Regions from separate parts of the Homo sapiens genome. Here region 2 is linked to region 1. Evidence: chromatin contacts called from ENCODE Hi-C or POLR2A ChIA-PET data. All regions are on one chromosome and are shown on one strand. The core of a region is the stretch at or near the end of the contact, and the rest is flanking DNA. Distances in the headings are between cores, read along the strand shown.

The links. Hi-C counts contacts between places; a loop is a spot of excess contacts on that map. ChIA-PET counts read pairs that join two places held with the same protein, here RNA polymerase II (POLR2A). Pooled maps may share reads with other maps.
Region 2: a map with no recorded cell type shows a loop between it and region 1 (3-fold over the local background). The contact joins two enhancer-like sites. A Hi-C loop is called at or near these places in 6 of 168 maps with a recorded cell type or tissue (Right ventricle myocardium inferior, aorta, ascending aorta and 3 more), 1 of 37 single-sample maps with no recorded cell type and 6 of 50 pooled maps. POLR2A ChIA-PET finds 5 or more read pairs at or near these places in 2 of 52 experiments (H1 and WTC11).

Annotation. Positions count from the first base shown.
Region 1 is chr3:66,392,899-66,396,016 of GRCh38, reverse strand. It overlaps LRIG1 (leucine rich repeats and immunoglobulin like domains 1), which reads left to right. Exons shown (of 19, transcript NM_015541.3): 12 at 1,814-1,977. Among named protein-coding and RNA genes, the nearest start is that of LRIG1, 110 kb to the left of the region's middle. RefSeq lists an enhancer at 2,360-2,409. Within about 2 kb of position 1,801, at least 9 of the 41 ENCODE cell types and tissues checked have a DNase peak (open chromatin) inside an H3K27ac peak, as active enhancers do; they include ascending aorta, where a contact is called at or near this core.
Region 2 is chr3:66,449,067-66,452,203 of GRCh38, reverse strand. LRIG1 (leucine rich repeats and immunoglobulin like domains 1) reads left to right here. Exons shown (of 19, transcript NM_015541.3): 3 at 571-645. Among named protein-coding and RNA genes, the nearest start is that of LRIG1, 50 kb to the left of the region's middle. Within about 2 kb of position 1,408, at least 18 of the 41 ENCODE cell types and tissues checked have a DNase peak (open chromatin) inside an H3K27ac peak, as active enhancers do; they include ascending aorta, where a contact is called at or near this core.

The DNA of each region.
Region 1 (3,118 bases), core at 552-3,051:
CCCGTTTGTTCCTGTGGTTCAAATGGAATATGTCCTTGTGTCCTGCACAAATGCTTAACGTCGCACAGGGATGGCCCAGCCTTCTCTCCTAGGCTTTCGTGAACAGTGCCCAGGCTGTTCTGCCTGACTGCACGGAAGTGCCCTCTTGCTGGGGAGCTGGAGGTGCTTCTGACAGCGGAGAGTTCTCCATCCAGGCTGAGTTCCCCCCATGCCTGGCGCAGCCAGCCCTGACCCCCATGCAGGGTGCACTCCTGGGAGCTGCCCTCCCCAAACACTGCATGGGAATTGACCATTTCCTCAGGGATGGCCGTTACAGCCCTTCCGCCACCTGCAGTGACTCCACAGTAGGACAGCCCTCCAGATGGCTCTCAGCAGAACGCTACCTGCCCGTGAAATAAAAATGCAAACTCTCATGCTGATTTTAAGATCTAATATGGGCCAGCATCCCAGTTATAATGGCCTTGAGATAAGTTATTTCTGTTTTTGGAAAAGCACTTTCCAAAATTATAATTATTTTAATAAGATGCCCAACTCATCTAGGGGTGATGGGGAACATGAGGAAGAGTGGATTTTACTTAATTTAGCCTTGGGTCATCTGCTTACACTTCATTCTTCCTTGCTGTGACAGTTTCTCTGCTCATTAGAAATCTGGAGAGAAACAGAAGAAAATGGAAGGCCAGTCCATTTGGTTGCTTTGTTGATGTCTGAGGACAGTGGTGGGTGGAGAAGGCAGCCAAAGTCGTGCTCTTGGCCTGCATGATGTTTTTGGAATTTCTGCGCATACCTGTGCCTCCTGTTTGTCACCATGTACCAGAGACAGTGTATTGCAGGGAAGCCTGTGTGCTCTCTTTCCCAGTCTTCCCTTATCGTGGGCCAGCCATCATTCTTTAGCTCACAGCTCTGAGGTCTTCCAGGAACAAGGCAGCTAGACTCTTGGTTGACTTATCTTCAAGTGACTCCTCAGGAAGGAATGTCCGCTGAGATGGCGATTCCGATTTCTGTTTAAAAAGCTTATCCTTAGTTGCTGAGAAATGAAAAAGAAAATATTCTCTGTTTTGGTTGGAGCCCCACAAAGCTAAAGTTGTGCATTCTCATGCTCCCTGGGCAGTGGCAATTAACTAACAAGCACTATTTAGGGAGCAGAGCCGAATTCTGCCGGCCCCCTGAAGAATACTGGTGCAAAGATCAAGGCACAAACAAGAGGGTGGCACAGTGACGGGGCTTATTACATTTGGAAGTAAGAAAACATGCAGCTTTGCCAAATGGAAAAGGAACAGCCATGAGGCAAAAGAGCCCTCCTCGGAACTTGTTGCAGAATTTGGATCAAAGTCTCAGGCCGAGTTTGGAAGCTCCAAGTAGTTTATCAGGAAAGTGGGAAAAACCAGAGGGGGGATGGTGGCAGCATAGCACTGTTGGATGTATCAGAGGTCAGGAGAGGTCAGAAGGCAGCCCAGGGTCACACAGGAACAGTGTCTGTCCCAGAACATGGCATGGATAAGCTCCACGTTGCTGCTGCTCCAGTTGCGGTCCTTGGGTCAGCAGCCCCAGCATGATACGTGAACTTGTTAGCAGAGTCGTGGGTTCCACTCCTGACCCACCCAATCAGCAACTGCATTTTTTCAAAATCTCCAGGTGGGTTATATGCACTGCCCTGGGAAATTGGAGAGGAAGTGTGAGAAAAACCATTTCCCCCTTCCAGCTTGCTGATGTTCACTTGAGAAGCTGATTGGAGGCGACTGATCATTGTGTGTGTGAAGGGAGTGTCCCTCCTTTGCGGCTGCACCTGAAGCATCCACTGTTGTGTTTCTTTCAGCCATATCAGCAGCGACAGCTTCCTGTGTGACTGCCAGCTGAAGTGGCTGCCCCCGTGGCTAATTGGCAGGATGCTGCAGGCCTTTGTGACAGCCACCTGTGCCCACCCAGAATCACTGAAGGGTCAGAGCATTTTCTCTGTGCCACCAGAGAGTTTCGTGTGCGGTAAGACTGTCTTTGTAACTTTTTCTCTCCTTCATGAAGGACAAGGAAGCCAGGAGGTACTCTTCATTATGGGAGTAATTCCTGTGATCAGAGTAAACCCCAGCCCGTGGTTACAGATCAGCTGCTGGATGCAATTTATTTCTTGCTGAAACCACACACAGTATTTACCGTAGAGTTGCCTCATTATGTGGTTCTTGGAGGACATGCATTTAATCAGAAGGGAGTATAAGTTGGTTCAGTTACAAATCAGAATAATCAGTTACAGGAAGATAGTTCTGTTGTTTCAGAAGGGCTCTGGTGCCCGGGTTTAGCTGCGAATGTACTCCGCGTACGAGGCTGGCGTTTTAATGTGTGTTTCTTTCCGACCCCAAGAATGAAAGGTTAAATACAGGAAGAACAAGTCTCAGGAGAACAGTTGCTGTAGTAAAAATAATTCCTTGATGTTGACTTGTACTCTTGCTGTTTCTCCAAACCACTGAAATCTGCACTTGCAGCTTTACATTCTTTTTGCCTTCTGATTCCTGGAGCGTAGCTCTTGCCATCTTTTTGACTGGGAGTCGGGATCCAAGTTTGGTTGCAGAGAGCACAGAAAATGCTGAACAGCTGAAAACACACACGCAGGCTAGCTCAGACAGGACTGACACAGGCTCACGGTCAGGAAGACATGGTCAAAAAATGAGATGAATTTTGAGTTTTTCCTGTTTGCTTGCTCTAAGCAGGAGCAAGAGTGGGATTCCCAGGCCTGACTGGAACTGCTGGGCAGGTGTTAAGTCCCTCCTGCCTTTTGTGCTCACTGGTCTCCCTTGAGCCTTGAGATCCCTGCTGTGAGGATCCTAACCAGGAACTCACCCATCCATATGGCAACCCTTGTGGGCCACTTCTGTCTCCTACTTTCTGGCCATAGCAATAGCCATTGTGCCTGCTGGAGTAGCCAGTGTGCCTGCTGGAGGCAAGATGTGTGTGCCCTCTCCATGCATCCACCCCTACCTTCACCATCACCACTTTTGAGAACAGGCCTGCTGAACTTCCTCTGGATCCAGACCAGGGACACGTCTTAAACCCACTGCGAACATGGCAGCAGCTCTCCAAACTGACTTTTCATACCGATCTGTCTTATGGAGCCTTCTGTGTGGAATCTAAT
Region 2 (3,137 bases), core at 159-2,658, 57 kb before region 1:
GGGGATGCATCCAGAGGCTTCATCAGAGTCCAGCTGGAACCTCAAATGGAAGAGAGTCTCTGAGTCCAGTTCCCTTGTTATTTCACAGATGAGGCACTGAAATAATTGGCCCCATGTGTCCCAAGCCCCTCAGAACTCCATGTGAGCCAGGGCGTGAGTCTCTGGCTCTTGTTCCACACATGTTGCCCTTTGACAGGGGCAAATTTCGGCCCACGGGGAGTGTTCTCACCGATGGTCTTAGGGGCGCTTTTGTCCCGAACCTGCCTCTTGGCTTGTTCTCACTGTTCCTTGTCTTGATTTCTGAGTTTGATGGGAAGCTGATGGGAGACAGGAGATGCTTCCCCTTAGTGTTTGTTTCTAGCCATGGGTGTGATCAGTGGCTAGTTTTTGTGATCTCATGTGACTTCTTTCCCTTTAAAAACTCACTGCTAAATTCTTTCTCTTTTCTCCAACATTAGAATATAGGTTTACTGTGGCAGACTTAGCAGCGTTTGTTTATTTCTGTTGTATGTGTATGATTTCAGACTAATTCAAATGCCTTACATGATTAATTTCTTGTTGTTGTTACAGGTACCTCAATAATAATGAGTTGACAGCGGTACCATCCCTGGGCGCTGCTTCATCACATGTCGTCTCTCTCTTTCTGTAAGTGGTGCCGTTTGGGGGACTCTGGGCTGTGTGGTGGGGCCATGGTGTTTGTTGCCTTGCTGATACCTGGTGGCAGGATAACTTGAGTTCATGTGCTCGCTGGTGAAGAAAGACCTTTCTTCATGTGGCCCTCATGATCATGACAAACGCTTTGCTTGCTGTTTTGGGATTTGCAGAATTAAACGCTGGAAGTTTTACCTCATCTTTAATTTGCAAGAAAGTAGGTCTTTTGTCTTTTTTTTTTTTAATGCGCAGAGGTATATGGAACTAGATTTCTTGCTTCTGTGGTTGGTTAAGCTGCAACTTTGAGTAAAACTGGAGTTAAAGGAAGCTGTGTCAGTTATAAGACAGCAAGCTAATCTTTGTGCCAGTGAATTGGGTAATGTGACTCAGTTTACTTTTGTGGCTTTAAGAAAAAGAAAGTGCCCCCAGGCCTCTGGAATCAACGTAAAACTATGTTGTCATGGTCAAGTGTTAGATAAGATGCGATCTATTTGTTCTAGACAGCACACTGGAAATGAAAAAGCAGATGAAGGGCCTTAGCTAAAAAGACATGAAGGCACCCATTGGGAATATTATCATTTGTGCTGTTACAAACCTTTGCTAGAGAACTGAGCACTGATCCTACCCCTATTTCTTCAGCAGTCAGGTGGAGGAGCTTGCTTGTTTTAAACTCACCCAGAAGACTTTCCAGATAAACCAGCCATGAGTCCAACAGTTTTCTCTGCCAGATTTTATTGGCAGCTTCCCCAGCAGAGCACCTCCCTCTTCACACTGAATTTCCTGTTTCCACTCCAGGCTTTCATAGTTTAATTTTATTTTGATTTTGCTGGTTTTATAATTAGTTTGCTCACCTATATGAATCTTTTCTCAATACTGAGGCTCGGCAGGCTGAGCAGAGAAACTTTGCAAGAAGGTGCTATTAATAAGAGTGCTGGCATAGCTTACAGATCTCGGATCTTTGGCTGGCAGCATGCCCTGTGTTCAGGAGGTGCTGTGTCCCTGTGAAACATGGTCTTGGGTTTAACCCTTTTCATGGCATTGTGGGATTGCAGGAGAGCGTGGGGGGTTAGAATTGCACTTCACTCTGTGCCCTGGACAGATGACCTAGTCTCTCTGAACCTCGTTTCCCTCATTTACATAATGCATTTTTGACCCATTTTATACATGAGGAAAGTGAGGCCCGGGGGAGTGGAATGTATATGAAGCTCCCAGCATTCTGTGGGAGTGTTTGACAAATGGTGGTTACTGTCATTGGCTGGTGGCTAGTTGTCACGTAGCTCCTTGGATCTTGGCAGGATCTCACCTTTAAGGCCGCAGGATTTAAGAGTCAGTCTCTGTTTCTGTGAAGTGCTGGAAGGAAGGTTTGTGGCCCTTTGTTCCCTTGATGGGTAAAGGTCTGACTTTATTTTGTACCCACTTGGTTTGTGGGCCCAGCATCTGGAAGGTGTTTAATTTTTGGCTTAATCAATGAGTTCGTCTTATGTGAGGCTGATAGGGATGTGATAACCTGTTGTGTGTCCATAAAGCAAAGCACTTGAAGATGCTAGGAGCTCCTTGCTGCTTAAAGCACAGGTCATGGACCATCAGTATTGAGTTAGCTTCGAGCTTGTTAGAAATGCAGAACCTCAGGCTTAATGCCAACACTACTGGATCAGAAGCTCCATTTAACAAGGGCCCTGGCCGTTTGTCCACGAGTTCAAGTTTGAGAAATGCTGATGTAACTGCTCTTGTTCCTCACATAGTGAGGAAGCTAGGGCCACAGAGAATATCTCTGTGTTGTCAGAGAGGAAACTGAGCCTCCCTGGAGGTCTTATAAGTTGTAAAAGTGAGAGGTGGAACTGAGACCAGACACAAACGCCTTTGCATCACTCCTTTAACCCCATGCACTCGGGGCAGGAGCGTGGCAGGTGACTCTGAACCACACTGTGCCAGAGGCAGGCAGGGCCCCCAGTTTGCCCCACGGGCCTGTGGCACTTAGAATTGCACCTTGCTCTGCTGACTAAAAATACATTTCTGTTCCTTGGCCCAAGTGCCAAGAGAAGTGGGGCTGTTTGGCCTTGTTCCTGCTATTCCATTAGACAGCATTGAAGTATGTAAAGCAGGAGAGAAAAAAAAGAGAGTTACTCCCTGTTTGGATTCAGTTTGGAAAATGCAGGTTAGCACTGGCAGCCAGCTCTTTGGCCTGAAGTTGGGCACCATCTGACTTGGTCAGTGATTTCTCTGAAATGACAGAAACCGAAGGGGCTTTATCTTGGTTTTCTCTGAGGTGCCTGTGTTCCCCATTCTTAGATTGGATGCCTGGATTCAGTGCTGGCAAGTTAGGTTAGCAGCATGACATCTGGGCAGCTGGATTATTGATAATGCTTCATGCCTTTTCTGTATTTCCCAAGTGGACCGTGCAAAGGACAAGGGAGAAAACAACAGAGCAGGCAGTGGATGAGCATCATTTTACAGCCCAAAGAACCACCTTCCTCATCCTAATCAAT